2 separate regions of the Homo sapiens genome follow, and region 1 is linked to region 2. The links are chromatin loops, found by intact Hi-C in ENCODE. Cell type or tissue: IMR-90. All regions are shown on one strand. Each heading gives the region's core, and the rest is flanking DNA. Links, peaks and the distances in the headings are about the cores only. Region 1 overlaps SPTLC1 (serine palmitoyltransferase long chain base subunit 1). Region 2 overlaps ROR2 (receptor tyrosine kinase like orphan receptor 2).

The links. Hi-C counts contacts between places; a loop is a spot of excess contacts. Peaks named below come from ENCODE experiments on the same cell type or tissue, not always from the same donor. Only the 100,000 strongest peaks of a DNase experiment are listed, where the experiment ranks them.
Region 1: a loop joins it to region 2, with 5 times the contacts of the local background. A loop is called at or near these places in 4 of 110 quality-filtered maps.

What each region holds. Positions count from the first base shown.
Region 1 is chr9:92,097,323-92,105,689 of GRCh38, forward strand. All of the region lies in intron 3 of SPTLC1 (serine palmitoyltransferase long chain base subunit 1), which reads right to left. It also overlaps the pseudogene LOC100420896. Among named protein-coding and RNA genes, the nearest start is that of SPTLC1, 14 kb to the right of the region's middle. RefSeq lists an enhancer at 5,942-6,442. In IMR-90, for the core only: no CTCF peak of the experiment used is centred there; a DNase peak (open chromatin) is centred at 3,379; H3K27ac peaks cover 461 bases.
Region 2 is chr9:91,766,183-91,774,549 of GRCh38, forward strand. All of the region lies in intron 2 of ROR2 (receptor tyrosine kinase like orphan receptor 2), which reads right to left. Among named protein-coding and RNA genes, the nearest start is that of MIR3910-2, 130 kb to the left of the region's middle. In IMR-90, for the core only: a CTCF peak has its summit at 4,994 (motif pointing left); a DNase peak (open chromatin) is centred at 5,109; H3K27ac peaks cover 732 bases.

The DNA of each region.
Region 1 (8,367 bases), core at 2,226-4,725, 330 kb after region 2:
CAAGAAAAATTAAAACATTATGCCCATGCAAAAATGTGTACACATTATTTCATAGCAGTTTTATTATTTTTTATTTTTTCATATACTCTTACGAGGGAAAAAACCCAATTGTGCATCAACTGATTAATGTATAAACAAAATGTGTGTATCCATACACTGAAATATTATTTGGTGATAAAATGAAGTACGGATACATGCTACAATGTGGATGAGTCCTGAAAACATTATGTTAAGTGAAAGAACCCAGAAACAAAGGCTAAGTATTGTTTATTCCTTTTAATGTGAAATGTCCAGAATAGGCAAGTCCATAAAGTAGATAAATGGTTGCTAAGGCCTGGGCAGAGGAAGGAGTGGGAAGTAACTGCTAATGGCTTTGGGATTTCTTTTGGGGTGATAAAAATATTTTGGAATTAGATGGTGGTGATAGTTGTATAACTCTGGGAATATGCTAAAAACCACTTAATTATACACTTCAAAATGACAGATTTTATGGTATATAGATTACGTATCAATACAGCTGCTGTTTAAAGGAAAAAAACCTTACACTTCAAAATGGTAAATTTTATGGTAAATAGATTATATATCAATAAGGCTTCTGTCTAAAGGAAAAAAATCTAAGTTAATTCGCTTACTCTTGTGTCAACTCAGTATTGAATGTAAATAGGTATTGCATAAATTGAAGAAAAGTAACACTGAATGTAATCTGATTGGACTCCGGTGAAGACTCCAAGATGGCGATCGGTAACCATCTTGGCTACCCTGACTCAGCATTCCCGGATTCACCGGTTCCCGCCATCTCGGCAGCCATCTTGGCTACCCTGACTTGGCATTTTCGCTTATTCCCGCCATCCTGACAGCCACATCGGGTACCCTGACTCAGCATTTCCGGGTTCACCTTTCCTGTTCCCGCCACCCGGACCAACGCGCATGCCCACTAGGGCGTGTCACACTCAGAAGCACGAAACTCAACCTATCCCGCCCCTACCCCGCCCACTCCTCACCCAGCATCCATAAAAGCGCTCTGCACCTTTGGCACAGCGCGACTTCCCTGGCCCTCCCCCTGCGGACCAGTGAACCTCGCCCGAGAGCTCAGTAAAGATTTTTGCCCTCTTTGTCTCGCCCCTCAGCCTTATTGATCCACAGTGCCCTTCCATTGCCTTTCACTATCAACAAAACAACCTTCAATTTTCTTGTAGTTTCTGCAAACAATTTACATAATGTTCTTGATGACAATAAAAATATTGTGCATATTGAAAAAAAAGAAGGGATGTTAACAATCACCAGATATTGAGGAAGTGTCTAACAGATCAATAAAACTGATAAAACAATCAGTACAGTGCAAAAGGGTAAAAATAAAAAATTTTAAGATGTGTAGGTTTCAAAAAAAAAAATTCACCTTCCATGACCCTTCTCTGAAATCTATCTATAATCTACTGTAAACCAAGAGACAGGAAATAGCCAATGCAGAACAGAGAAAGGAAATTCTCAAGCTAATGGTGATGGGACACTCCAGGGCCACCCTGTGTAGCAGCTGCATATAACAACCAGTCAGGAGTGGAGCAGGAGAAAGAACAAAGAAAGTGAATCTAATAGATAACTAACGTGTGAACATTCTGAATGGAGTTTTATGCTCCTAGAGGCAAACAACATAAAGACCACTGTAGAACCAATCAAGTAACCAAACAAAAATGATTAACTCTGGGGAAAACAAAAGTATCCAATAAAGAAAATATAGCCTCATAACATTGGCCCAACTAATGAATAATACTAATGAAGTCATAAAAATATAACCACTAAATTATCTAAGGACACATTATCCTATATCTGAACTCTGCCAGAAGAAAGGGCAGAGCAAGGTTGCTGCATGAGCTGGGGTCCTGTTAGGGGCACCCAGGGATCGGCACCACAGCCCAAGGTCTGCACCAGGCTGCTGCACTTGCTGGAGGAAGAGTACCTTCCCCTAATCCACACAAAGGCATGACAGGAGCTATTCCAGGCCTGGGCACAGTGAGTGTAGATGTGTTTTCAGAGAGCCAGTCTCAAATCGCCTACAATTAATGGATATACAGTCGCGTGCCATTTAACATCTCAATTGACAAAATGGACCACATATACAACAGTGGTCCTATAAGAGTAAAATACTGTATTTTTACTGTACTTTTTTTTTTTTTTTTTAAGACAGGGTCTGGCTCTGTTGCCCAGGATGGAGCACAGTGGCACAATCTTGTTTCACTGCAACCTCCACCTCCCAGGCTCAAGCCATCTTCCCACCTCATCCTCCCAAGTAGCTGGGACTATAGGCCTATATTACCACACCCACCTAATTTTTTGGATTCTTTGGTAGAGAAGGGGTTTTGTCATGTTGCCCAGGCTGGTCTCAAATTCCTGGGCTCAAGTGACCTGCCCACCTCAGCCTCCCAAAGTGCTGAGATTGCAGGCATGAGCCATCATGCCTGGCCCTATTGTACCTTCTCTATACTTAAATATATTTAGATACACAAATACCATTTTACTACAACTGCCTAGAGTATTCAGTAGAGTAACATGCTGTATAGTTTGTGACCTAGGAGCAATAGGCTATACCATATAGTCTAGGTGCGTACCAGGTTATAGGTACACACTACACATCTAGGTCTGTGTAAGTCCACTCTATGATGTTTGCATGACAATGGAATTGCCTAACACATTTCTCAGAACGTATCTACGTCATTAAGTGACGCATGACTGTAAGGAAACCTGGGGAAAAAAAAGTCAAGAAGAAAATAAAGAACAACATAAGCAAGTTTCTTAACAAAAAAAAAAAAAAGGTAGGTCAGGTATGGGGGCTCACGCCTGTGATCCCAGCACTTTGGGAGGCCGAGGCGGGCAGATCACCAGAGGTCAGGAGTTTGAGACCAGCCTGACCAACATGGTGAAACCCCATCTCTAGCAGCCTAGTTTAGGAAGCTGCTTGATGCCCACAGGGCTATACTGCCCCAGAGAAGGAGCCCACATATAGCACCATCTAGAAAGCCAAGCCATAGCTGAGTATATTCTGTTCCATGAACTAGTGGTCACTGCCTCCTTCCATCCCAGGGGCTACCCTGTCATTACAACAGCCTTCTCCAGGAAAGCAGCTACTGCTGTCTATATCCTAGAAACAAACTCTCAAAGAGGTTTGCCTTCCACATCCTAGTGACTGCAACACTCTAACTGTGGACCGATTACTGATTTATTGTGCCATCAGTGCGCTCACCAACTGGCCCTGGTGTTTCTAGGTGATCCCCATCTCAAACCTGCAGACCAGCCCCAGTAATCCACAGCTAGGCGAGTGTTTCCAGGGGAGTCCCATCTCAAACTGGTGTACCAACCCCTGTGACTCAGTAACACAGTCACTAGATAGGCATGCAGCTTCCTGACACCGCCGCCTTCTCCCCCAGCCCCCAGTCCTGAGCAGAAAAACAAACTGCACATGCTCCTACAGCCTAGGTCACCAAGACACTCACAGGTATCACCAAAATGGATACTAGCAAAAGAAAAAAAAAAAAAACAGGCAAGAGAAAAGCACAGATATTACACTACTGTGTCCTCCTAGAACTAAAGCAGATGCAGCCCATCCAACTGACACCCTAAGACACATCTCCAGGTGAAAATCTTTCTCTACATAAGCCACTCTATACAATTAGAACAGGTGACCGTGTCAACAGTCTCATAAATATAAACATAGGAGATAAAAAGCATGAAAATGCAATGAAACTTGACACCACCAAAGTTGCACAATAATTCTTCACAAAGTTACCCTAAATAAATGGAAATTTTCAAATTGCCTTAAAAGGAATTTGAAATATTGATCTTAAGAAAATTCAATGAGATACAAAAGAATACAGAGAGAAAACTTAATCGAATAATAAAAAAAAACAAGCCATAGCCTGAATGAGAAATTCAACAAAGACATAGATACCATTAAAGAAAACAAACAGGCCAGGCGTGGTGGCTCACACCTGTAATCCCAGCACTTTGGAAGGCCGAGGTGGGCGGATCACGAGGTCAGGAGATCTAGACCATCCTGGCTAACAGGATGAAACCCTGTCTCTACTAAAAATACAAACAATTAGCCGGGCGTGGTGGCGGGTGCCTGTAGTCCCAGCTACTCCGGAGGCTGAGGCAGGAGAATGGCGTGAACCTGGGAGGCGGAGCTTGCAGTGAGCCGAGATCGTGCCACTGCACTCCAGCCTGGGCGACAGAGCAAGACTCCGTCTCAAAAAAAAAAAAAAAAAAAAAGAGAAAAGAAAAAAGAAAACAAACCAACAGAAACCTTAGGAATGAAGAATTGAATGAATTAAATTAAAAAGTACCACTGACAGCTTCAATGGCACACTAGATCAAACAAAAGAATTTCTGAACTTGCAGACAGGACTTCTGAAATAACCCAGACTGAGGGAAAAAAGGAGAAAAAAAGAGTAAAAAGAATCAAAGAAAGTCTATGAGACTTGTGCCATGATACTAAGATAACAGATTTTGAAAATATAGAAGAGAAACAGAGAAAAGAGACAAAGACACAGAAAACTTATTTAACAAAACAATAGCTGAAAATCTCCCAATTCTTGGGAGAGATACGGACATCCAGTTCCGTGAAGCTTAAAGGGACATATTCAACCCAAAAAGGCCTTTTCTAAGGCACATTATAATCAATTTGTCAAAAGTCAAACACAAAGAAAAACTTCTAAAATTAGCAAGAAAGAAGCATCAGATCACAAATAAGCAAGTCTCCATTAGACTATCAGTTTTCACAGCAGAAACCTTGAAGGCTAGGAAAGATGAGGATGATATATTCAAAGTGCTAATGAGAAATCAGTCAGCAAAGAGTACTGTACTGAGCACAGCTACCCATCAGAAATTAAAGAAATAAAGTCTTTCCCAGACAAGCAAATGCTTATGGAATTCATCACCATAAGACCAGCCTGACAAGAAATGCTTAACAAGTGCTTCAATCGCAAGTGAAAGAATACTAATGCAAAAACAGGACACTATCCACCTAACTGTTAAAAGTAAATTCATATTCAAACTGAGAATTCTACATTACTGAAATTAATGCTTTAGAATCTTTCAAATCACCCTTGAGAAAGCTGAACATCAAAATAGTCAAAAATATTTATATCTACAATGAGTTATTAATAAACACCCAATACAGAACAATATAAATTAAGGCAAAAAAGTACAAATTTTGTGCACTGACAAGGGATGTGGGGGTAGTATAGCAGGTTCGTGTGTGATCAAAATTTTTATCAGCTTTAAATAGTCTATCATAACTATACATTTTTAAATGTAAGCTCCAGAGTAACCAGAGAAAAAAATTACACCAGATATGTCAATGAAATAAAGGAATCAAAGCTTATCAGTACAGAAACTCACCAAACCATAAAGCAAACAATAAAAAAAGAAACAAAAGATCTACAAAACAACCAGAAAACAATTAACAAAATGACAGAAGTTAACTTCTTACCTTTTAATAATATCTTTGAATATAGATAGTTTTGATTCTCCAATAACAAGATGTAGAGTGGCCAAATGGTTTTTCATACATGTTTCCCTAGTCCAGACACCCAAGAGTATGTCCCTCTCTTGGGCATAAGAAAACCTAGAGTTATATTTAGGGCATCATGTGTGGTGAATAGTTGACCGAGCTGGCATGCTCACAATGACCAAATTATGTTTGTCATATTTTAATCCAATATATTGATCTACTATGAACTCGTAAATAATGTATTTGCTTTCTAGACACATTCCAGGAAGACCAGAGAAACTGACTTTTATCCATATGGAATAATCCACTGGCAAATTTCTTTTAGGACAGACCAAAGCTGATCTAGAACATAATCTTTACATACGTGGATCCTTCCCATCAGACGAGAAAGAACATCTGGGGTGAAAGGCTCCATTAGAAGAGCAATGTGGGATGGTGCTGTGCTGACAACTGGTAGTTCCTGCCCTACATCTTTGTAGAAGACTGGAGCCCAGAGCATGCCATGGTCAACTTCTATGCTGAAGTGAAGACCTCCTTCGAGGTGTGCACGTGCTTATTACAGATATGCCACGGTGCTAAGTACCCCAGAACTACAGGAAAAAATAAGAATAGATGCTGTATCCATGATCATGAGGCACACAGGCCAGAACGCCAGCTGTGGAATCGCACAGCCCAGGTTCAAAGCCTGGCTGGGCCATGACCACCTGAATGACCTGAGGAATGGTCTCAGGCAAATTTGTAAAAAGCGGAGACCCTGCCTGCCAGGGAGGCATGTGGTAAGAGGCGCATCCAGTCAGGTCAGGGCACCGCGTCCTCTCTTTGGAAACCTGCGAAGCAAGGCTGGTGGCCCTTGAGGCCACGGCAGCCATGGAGAAGGCGGGCCTTGCTCCAGGCGGCACAGAGGCACTGGAAAGGCCCCGGGGGAGCCTGGCAGGATCTGGCTGGTCCTGTGCTCTGCTTCCAGGTTCTGGCCCTGTAACCCGGGGGACAGGGCCGTCCAAGACAGGGCCACTGGGTGCCAGCCAGCACCTGGGCCAGGCGCCATGGCTCTGGCGGATCAGCCCCGCACCCCCAACAGCCCCACAGGGGGGCCCATCCAGGGCCACACACCTGCCCCCAGGAGCAGGACGTCCCTGAGGCTAGAGTCCAGGGGGACTGGTGGAAGGGTCTCACCCTTTGCCCTTTGACTCCTCTTGTAGGCACCCTCGCTGGGCTCCTAAGCACTCCTTCACACCCTGGCTCTGTCACCAGCCCCATAGTGATGTCATAAACTCCCAGATGCCCAGTGTGCACCCGGCCACAGAGAAGTGGGTGACTTCGGAGTATCCTCTCCGCTTCTGACCCTTAGTTTCGTCTGTGCACAACTCGCTCAAAATGGGCAACTCACTAAGCATATTTTGTTCCTGGTTCCACCGCAGGTCCTGGCCACGCCACCGGCAACCTGCTCGTCTTGTCCGTGAGGCCTTCCCAGCTGGCCGGGCTCACCCCGCGGCTCCTGCACCTGTGCCTGCCCCGGGAATCTGGGGCCGTTTCCCACTCCTCTTCAACCGTCAGCGACATCTTGGGCCTTCTTTTCCAGTCAGGTGGGATGGCGCCCCTGTGAGGCTGTGTCTTATCCCTCGGAACACGGGCACCCCACAGAGGGTCCTGCCTCCTGTGGTCTGGAGCCCCCCCCTCAAGGAAGAAACCCGTGCTGTCTGCTCGCAACTCCAGGATGTTTGGACACCTCAGCCCCGTGAGGATCTCTTGTCTCAGAGGCAAGTTTAACCTTCAACTTCCTTCATTAGATGAGCAGGTGATCCCAGCCAGGCTCCCGAAGATGGAGGTGAGGGCAGAAGAGCCCAAAGAAGCAACGGAGGTGAAAGACCAGGTAGAGACCCAGGGGCAGGAGGACAATAAAAGGGGCCCCTGTAGCAATGGGGAAGCAGCTTCCACCTCTAGGCCCCTGGAGACTCAGGGAAACCTCACTTCCTCCTGGTACAATCCCAGGCCCTTGGAGGGAAATGTCCACCTCAAGAGCTTGACAGAAAACAACCAGACTGACAAGGCCCAGGTGCATGCAGTGAGTTTCTACTCCAAGGGCCATGGAGTCGCCAGTTCACACAGCCCTGTTGGAGGCATCCTTCCCTTTGGGAAGCCTGACCCACTTCCAACAGTGCTCCCTGCCCCAGTTCCGGGCTGCTCCCTGTGGCCAGAGAAGGCGGCCTTGAAGGTGCTGGGTAAAGACCACCTGCCCAGCTCTCCAGGCTTGCTGATGGTGGGGGAGGACATGCAGCCCAAGGATCCTGCAGCTCTTGGATCAAGTAGGTCTTCTCCACCCAGAGCTGCCGGCCACAGGTCCCGCAAAAGAAAACTGTCGGGGCCACCGCTGCAGCTGCAACCGACCCCTCCCCTGCAACTGAGGTGGGAGAGAGATGAGGGGCCCCCACCGGCTAAGCTTCCATGTCTATCTCCTGAGGCACTGTTGGTGGGTCAGGCTTCCCAAAGAGAAGGACGCCTCCAGCAGGGCAACATGCGTAAGAACATGAGGTTGTTAAGTAGAACATCAAAATTCAGGAGACTAAGAGAGCTGCTTAGGAGGAGAAAGAAGAGACAGCAGGGCAGGCGTGGTGGCCCACGCCTGTAATCCAGCACTTTGGGAGGCCCAGGCGGGTGGATCAGGAGGTCAAGAGATTGAGACCTGAGGAGCATCTCTGCCTGTACCATCTGGGAAGTGAGGAGCGCCTCTGCCCGGCTGCTCCACCATCTGGGAAGTGAGGAGCGCCTCTGCCCAGCCGCCCCACCATCTGGGAAGTGAGGAGCGCCTCTGCCTGGCCACCGCACCGTCTGGGCAGTGAGGAGCGCCTCTGCCAGGCCCCCACCCT
Region 2 (8,367 bases), core at 3,688-6,187:
TGACACCACTTTTCACTGTTGGTGAGCTCATGTTACAACTCCATGACGCCTTCAGAATTCGGCCCTTGGTCTCAGATAAACTCTTTTTGAGGACCTAGGAAAATTGGGCTGTTCTCCAAAGCTGCAAACGTAGTGGGCTACCTCAAGTGGCTTCTGCTGCGGCAGCCCAGGGCTGTCACTTATAATTCTGCTTCCTTTCCATTCCTGGCTCCTGGGCATTTCTCCACCTCCCTTGCACATTCATATAAGCATTTGCATCTTTTACTAGTATTTTATTGAGCACTCATATGTAATTTATGTGGGAGGGCTGCCAAATGAGTCTGGTCCACCATTTTCAACGTCATCGATTCTCTAGGGGCCAAACATGAAAGCGGGAAAGAAAGCTCTCTAGAGATTAAGCACAATATTTCTTTCTCCATTGGTGTTTAATTTATAGCCAGTCATTTAGCCTCTCTTGGCTTCATTTCCTTTATGTGCAAAATACGGGGTTTGTATTAACCATTTTCTAAGCTCTCCTCCAACTCACAAAAACATTCCTTTGTAGCTGCCCTAAACCTCTCCAGAAACAATTTGCCAGGCCAAAAGGAGCCAGGCATGGCTGACTGAGGTTTCGGCTCACTTGGATTTGGGCAGCACTCACACTCCATAGCGTTACACAGAACAGAAGTCTTCCCTTTTAATTGAACCAAAAAACTTCCCCTTTCTAACTTAACAGTGGCACAACTTTAGCAACTGATGGTACAGGCTCATCTCCCCAGTGCCCACGTCAGCTCTCTGTGCACTGCAAATCTCTGGACAGGGAGCTGAGTCCAAGCATCAAAACAACCCAAAGGCAAAGTAACAGAGGAATCCCCTCACTGCTCTGTCTCACAGTCAGAGTCAGATCAATGACTTACGGTTTTTTTTTTTTTGAGGCGGAGGCTCGCTCTGTCGCCAGACTGGAGTGCAGTGGCGTGATCTCGGCTCACCACAACCTTCAACTCCCTGGTTCAAACAATTCTCCTGCCTCAGCCTCCCGAGTAGCTGGGATTATAGGCATGCACCACCACGCCCAGCTAATTTTTGTGTTTTTAATAGAGACGGGGTTTCACTATGTTGGCCATGATGGTCTTGATCTCCTGACCTCGTGATCCACCCGCCTCAGCCTCCCAAAGTGCTGGGATTACAGGTGTGAGCCACCATGTCCAGCCGACTTACGATTTTTAAATCCAGCCAATCATCCAAGTATTCACCAACTTGGTCAAATTACTTAGGCATTGAGGATCTGCTTTTACCAGGTCACACTGATCAGTCCAGGAAGATCAAGAAAACTTTACATATTAGAGATCATGAGGTCATGGCGCTTTGATTAGCGGGAAATAAAACAAATTTCCTGGAAGGGCACATGGAATGGAAATCCTGAGAGCTGCAGGAAGGACATAAAGCTGCTCCTCCCAAGGGAAGATACTTCCAGGTTAATAAATCCGTTGCGGGTGTGGAACAGTGGCCACTCCACTCGGGCTTTCCCACTGAGCTGTTGAGTGGTGCATGCAGCCAGCTGCAGAAAACCAGGGGCAGTGTCAGGAAGGATGGGAGTCAGATAAAACGGGGAAAACTAGAAGCATGGGGACTTGCGAGATGAAGAAAACCACCTAAGAGTGTTTGTACCTTTGAAGAAACTGAGAGTATGGTGGGGTGACCCGTGTCCCCCAGCCACTCATGCTGAAGTCCTCATCCCCGCAACCCGTGAGTGTAACTTTATTTGGAAACAGGGTCACTGCAGATGTAACGAAGTTAAGAGGAGTCCTACTTGATTAGAGAGGGCCCTAATCCAACAACACTGTCCTTACAGGAAGAGGGAATTTCAGACACGGACCTAGAGGGAAGAAAGAGCAGAGATGGAGTGATGCCGCCACAGCCACAGAGCACCATGGGCACCAAGGGTTGCCAGCAATGCCTGGAGCTCAGACCGAAGCATGGCACAGACTGTCCCCAGAGCCTTCAGAAGGAACCGACTCTGCCAACAAACCTTGATTTCAGACTTCCGGTCTCCAGAGCTGAGAGAAAACATTCTGATGTCTTAAGGCACCTCGTCTTGAAGTCCTTTGCTATGACAAAGGTCCTCATCCTTTGCTAGGGTAGAGGAATTGAAGAAGAAAGAAGAACGGCTGTAGAAGGAAGGAGACAGCCCAAGAAACTAAAGTTAAGACCTACACACAGGTGACATCCACACCCACCCAAAGAGACAGAGACATGGGTGTGTGCACACCCTGGGGACAGACAGAGACAGACAGGTGGTGGCACAGCCCTTTGCAGTATGGTCTCAAATCCAGCAAGCTCAGGAAGAATCACTGCTGTCCGTGTGTGTCACCCGCAGGAGGAAGAACAATAGCCACTGACAATACCAGTCAGATGAGGGAAACGGCCGCCCACCATAGGGACGCCACCCCGCTGGGCGCAGGTTGTCAGAACGCTACCCCTGGGAGAAAGACAGGGGCTGATCGAGGACTGCAGGGAAGGTTCGGAGGCAGAAATCAGCCTCATCGATGGCAGGAAGCCGCTGTGGGTCTCCAGACAGTCCAGACAGTCTCAGGTGCCCGGCCCAAACTCTGCCCCGAATAACCAACGGTGCACACTTTGAAACCTCCTATTTGTGGGGTAGAGTTTTCTTCCAAGACCATTCAGTGGCTCCAGATCCAGACAACCCAATAGGCATTGCAGACTCACAGCCAATAGGAGGATAAAGGGTCCCCTACTTGGATCAAAGGTGCCTCGAACATGGCCTTCAGCCTCCAGAGTGGTGCAACGCTCACAACCTGGACATCTCATGTTTGTTTTGTCCAATGGATGTTAGAAAACGTCTTAGGGAAAGGTTTGCTTGGGATTGCGTGGCTGTGGGCCGGGCGGAGGCAGACAAGACTGGCAGGGGCTGAACTGGCTGCTGACTTGGAACCTAAGAATGACCTGCCTGGAAGCTTCCCTCCACCAAGTCCTAGTGCTCGACAGCTGCTCCCTCCCCATGTCATCCTGGAGCTTCTCTTTGCGCCCACAAAATGTACCCCTAGCAATCCCCAGCCCAGGGTGGATGTGGATGTGGACACTGGACACTGGGCTCAGTGCAAGCCTCCCGTGTCCTCGTAAAAGGAGTTTCTAGCTCCAGCCGACACCCGCAGGGCTGAGATGCCCCACAATGAGCATGGAGCCCACCCTGGCCTCCTTGGTGGCAGCCTGGTCCTCTCCCTACCTGTGCCCCTTAAGCATATCAGCACCTTCAGAGCTGTCCTGGGGGTTCCCTGAGCACGCAGGGCATGTGGGACACCACCCCCCACTCCTGCCCTTGGCTACATAACAGCTGAAGTGGCCAGAATGAAACCCGAGTCTGACCCTGCGTGCCCACCGTGAGACTGGGTGTCATAGCCTTGCTGCTCTGAGCGGGACTCTACGTTCCCTTCCTCTCCCACGCCCGCCTCCTGCCTGGAGCATCCTGAGCTGTGGGGCCTTTGCCAGCCATTGCCCCTACGTCCTCTCTCAGTGGGGCTCAGCCTCTCGACCACCCCAACTGTGACAGCCAGCACCGCTCACTCCCGTCCCGGCCCCGCCTCCCTCCAGTACCTTCATGATCTGAGGTCCTCCTGTGGTTCCCACACTTGCTTCTCCCATTTAGAAAGACACTCAGAGAGCCCGGAGGGGCAGAGACCACGCCGCCTCATACTGGGACGTTTTCAGAGACTCTGAGCGCCCAGCATGCTGTGGGCTTCGGTAAATACTTGCTGAATGCAAGAAGCCTCAGTTCAGGGGCCACATCCTCCCAGAAACCCCCCGTGCCCATCCGAGTACCGCCTTGGACATCCAGACCACCAGCAGTTCCATGTGCATTTCTGCTGCACCGTACTCTTCACGTTATTTTCTCTTTATTGTTCTATGTGTCTAGACCCTGTACTTTCTCTCTTTGCAGGGAAATTATTAAGGAATAACAGAGCAGTCTGCTGCAGGGGGATGCCCTCATGGTGGCCCTGGGGACTGCACCACGCTCCCCTGTGCATCCTTATTTGTGCCTGAGTACCCCTTGTGGGTATCTGGTAAACCTAAGCGTCACCTCTGTGTTCAATCTTTATGTTCTCAAGATGAAAAGAATTCTGAGGACAGGCTACAATCACCTGGCAGGAGGACATTCCTCATAATCTTTACCCTGGCTCGCCTGCTGGCGGTCAGCACGGGGGCCCACCCCAGCCTCACTCGGTATGGGCGGGGGCAGGGTGCCTCTCACATTCTGGTCTGGGCACCTGGAGCACACCCACTCCAGGGAGTGTCTTCCGTATTCTAAGGAAACAACAAGCCCAGGCACAACAACGTTATTGCCTCCTGGAACCAGGCGTGCACCCAGCAGCTGACACACAACTGCCATCTCTGTGCACGCTCAGAACAACTAACATTCATCATGCCCAGTCTGTAGATTCAGAAACTGGAGCCTGAAAAGTAACTTTCTGTGGGGTCCCTGGCCAGAGGAGACACACCTAGCAGAGTTGCATGGCACATCCTGATGCTGAGCCCAAGTTGTGAATAACAAGCCTGACAGACTTTATGCTGACTATGTTTGCAGGGATGATCCCATTTTCATTTGTACCCTTTTAGCCTTGGAGACCCTCACTCTATGTTAAACCTAACAAACTATCATACGTACACACAGGCACGCATGCCAGGAGTTCCAGAATAAACCAGAAGCACACACAATAATTCGGCCGATATGACCTACATGAACTGGGAAACTGATGCTTGGTAAACAGAGACCAATAGGCATGGTCTCCATGTCAGCTCAGGGAGCTCTGCTGACTGCTTTGTTTTCTCTTTCCAAGGAAATTTTAGTTCAGCACCACAGCCTGACATGGCACAAATAGCAGGGAACAGCCTAGTAACCCAGGCACTGGTTTCACTACCCTGTTATTTAGAATCCACTTGAGATCACCTATAATTGCAACACAACCTCATATGGGCAAAGTCAGGAATCCCCCTGCTGGCTGCAGTGTGGACGAGGAGCAGCTCTTCTCTGAAGTCGAGAGACACAGCTCGCCGGGTCTATTTTGGCTGAGCCAGAACAGGAGGCCAGCAGACGGGCGAGCCCACATCACCCCGCCCCAGCCTTCAGAAATTATCCACTTCCCACAAACATTCCAAAGTACTGATCTTTCAAAACACAAGCTGTATTCCATGTGCATTTAAAACACAGTCTTGGAACGAAAGAGCATGTGGTTTCTAGGTCAGATATAAGCCTCTGTAAGTAACAGAATGATAATTCTAAAGCATGTATGTGTGTATGTCTCCTGGACGTCTAATGTAACAACGAAGACAAAGCTCTGTTAAATATTCACTCACATGTTAACCCGGTTATAACCAAGTCCTACAGTCGCCTGCAGTCTTAAACAATGACAGTACTTTGGCATATGAAAACTGAAGGCAAACTTTTCATCTGTAAATCACAACATCCTTAGTGCTCATTTTCTCTATATAGGCTTTTTGCTCTGAGAATCTCTCTCTCTGTCTCTCTCTCTCTCTCCTCTCTCTCTTCTCTCTCTCTCTCTCGATACCATCTACCAAATATAAGCTTCATGCCAAATACTGACCCAGGACATCTGAACAAAAACACATTTTCCAGCTAATTCTTAGATTCGCTTTTGCTTGGCCAAAGGTAAAGCTGTCATATCACTGATGAACTGGTCCACAGGCCAATGTCACCTGCCAGTGATTTTGCAGATGTTTATACATCATGACTGATGATTGGGTTAAATAAATAGCTAATATAGTACATTCAGCTATGATTATACATGTGATTAGGCCAAATGTGGCCAAGCGTGACATTCCCAGAAGCTCTATGAGCAAAAACGTGCAGGAAGAATGAGTCTGGCTTTGCCAGGCCGACTCCTTCTATTACTAATCATATAAGGAAGGGGCCAGGAGTAGAAGGACGGGTGGAGTGAGTCTCCATTTGTGCAGGAGCAAGAACTCAAAAGGAAGTAAAATCACACTACAGGACCAGATAATTCATGAGCAAGGGAAAGATTGGGGCCCCTACCCTGAGACTTCTGGGGGGCAGTTCACTACAGATCCTGTCCCGCTAAGAGTGCTGATGATCCACCAATCATCACGATGGTGATGCTAACAAATGGCGCCAGCATCAGCTACTGTTTCTAGGTGCTTGCAGTGAACTGAGCAAGCCCTTTCATCCCGCCTATGCTGGGGGTGCTCCCATCTTGAAACTGTGCTGAGAGCAGTGCCATGCCCAAGGCCCTGACCCCAGGGGGAAGGGTGAAGCCACCATTTATCCAGGCCCATCCTCTTGCAAACCCAGGCTCAGAACTGTGATACTATACTACTCTATCCTGCTACTGCAAAGAAAGGCAGCCCGGCCTTCTGTGGTTCTTTGCTTTCTTTTTGTACTACCCTTTCATAAACATGCATGTATGTACAGATGTGCCCACTTGACGGGCCACCTTTAGCGTCCGTGTTTCTGTGCTCTGGACAGGTCCGAGGCAAACTTCCAAACTCTGTAATCAATCAACTCCTTTCGGTCATGGGAACGCACTGAACACACATGGTTTTTAAACCATTCACTTGTGGGTTAACAACAACAACAAAAAAGTCAAGAGATTATCAAATCCCAACAAACAAAAAGCACGGTAGAAAGCATTCTATTCTACGCTTGAGAAGTTGCTCCACTCCCAGAAATGGAACTGAGAGAATCCTACCTTAGAGCACTGAATTTGACTTATAAATGCCAGGAGCTTGCAGCATCCAGGGAATAAAATTTTCTGTCAAATTTCATCTGATGGTCATTTTTTCACCTTGATAAGCAAATGCATCTTCCTAAGTGCATCATGAATATGCAGCTGTTTCTGCCTCGCAGGGTTATTTGTGATCACTCCACTTAAAGAACAGCTCCCATCCCACATGCAGTCCCAGGGCCCCTGCAGCCCTCTGCTCCAGAAGCCTTGGCACAGCCCCGCCCCAGGCCCACAAGGAAGCCCCCGGGTGAGAGGTTTGCAGCGCATCTGAAACAAAGGACTGCAATACATTTTCCCAAGGAAATATCAGAGTCTATGGAATGACTCAAGTTGGATTCTCGGCCGTTAATATGGCCTGTCTGCTTCTCATCACTCGCCCCCTCCCCCTCAACTGCATCCTCTGCTTCTCCTCAAACCGTGCTTCACAGCTGCCGTGTGATTTTTTCACAGAGTAAATCAAACTGCACCACCCCCGACACCAGACGCCCTCAACAACCGACAATCAAACACAAATTCCAGGACCTAAAGTGCTGTGCAGGGCGTAGCCCAGGGCTGCCCCATGAACTTTCCGTGATACTGGAACGTTTTAGATTTGTGCTACCCATTGTGGGAGCCTCTTGCCAAACTGAAATGTAGCTAGTACAACCAAGGAACTGAAATCGTAATTTTATTTATTCTAACTGACTTGAATTTCAAGAGCCTTCCAGCTGCCCTATTGAGATTCATGGGTTCAACCCCGGCTGACTCTGACCTCCACCTTGCCCCAGCCCATAAGCCAGGCATCTCCCCTGCGGTACCACCATGACACCAAGTCCCGCTTGACCCAGGGCCCCCACTGGGCTTCGCACACACTTCCCTCTCGTTTTCACTTGGCCAGTGTCCACTCTTCAGATCTCAGCACAACCATCTGTGCCCAGATCAAGAGATGTGTTCCTCTTCTACCCTCCCAAAACCTGATCTCTTCCTTTAGGCCACTTGGCCACAACTCAGAATTTTATCATGACCTGACAGCTTGCCTTTCCCCAGACCTGTAAAATCCACACAGCAGAGAGCACAGTTCAGCCAACACGTCCTAGGATCTTGCGCAGAGCCAGCTATGGGGACAATCAGTAAGTATCTGTGGTCTGTCTGCACTGTGGGTTAAGTCAGGCTTTTGAGAAAGAAGTTGAGAATCTAACCAACAAAAACTATTTTTCTTCCTAAGGAAATGTGGTCCCCAAGGCCAGTGTACTAAACAAGCTTTCAGAGCATGCGTTTACTACATTTAACATCCTACAGAGGATGGAATCCTCTTAAGCCTCCAAGCACCAGGCACCAGCCTCACTGCCACCCTGCATGCTGGGCAGAGCTCCACCTGCTCTTGGTTTTAAACAACTGACCTCCATGAGGAAGCTGTGCAGAGCCACTCTGTAGATTGGACAGAAATAAAGTGGCTGTTCTGGCAGTTGATTGTTATGGACTGAGCAGTGGTGCCCCCCAAACCCATAAGTTGAAGCTCTATCCCTCAATGTGATGATATTTGCAGGTGAGGCCTTTGGAAGGTAATTAGGATTAGATGAGGTCATGATGGGGGTGTTATGAAAACACCGGGATTCGGTCTAGGTCCTCCTGC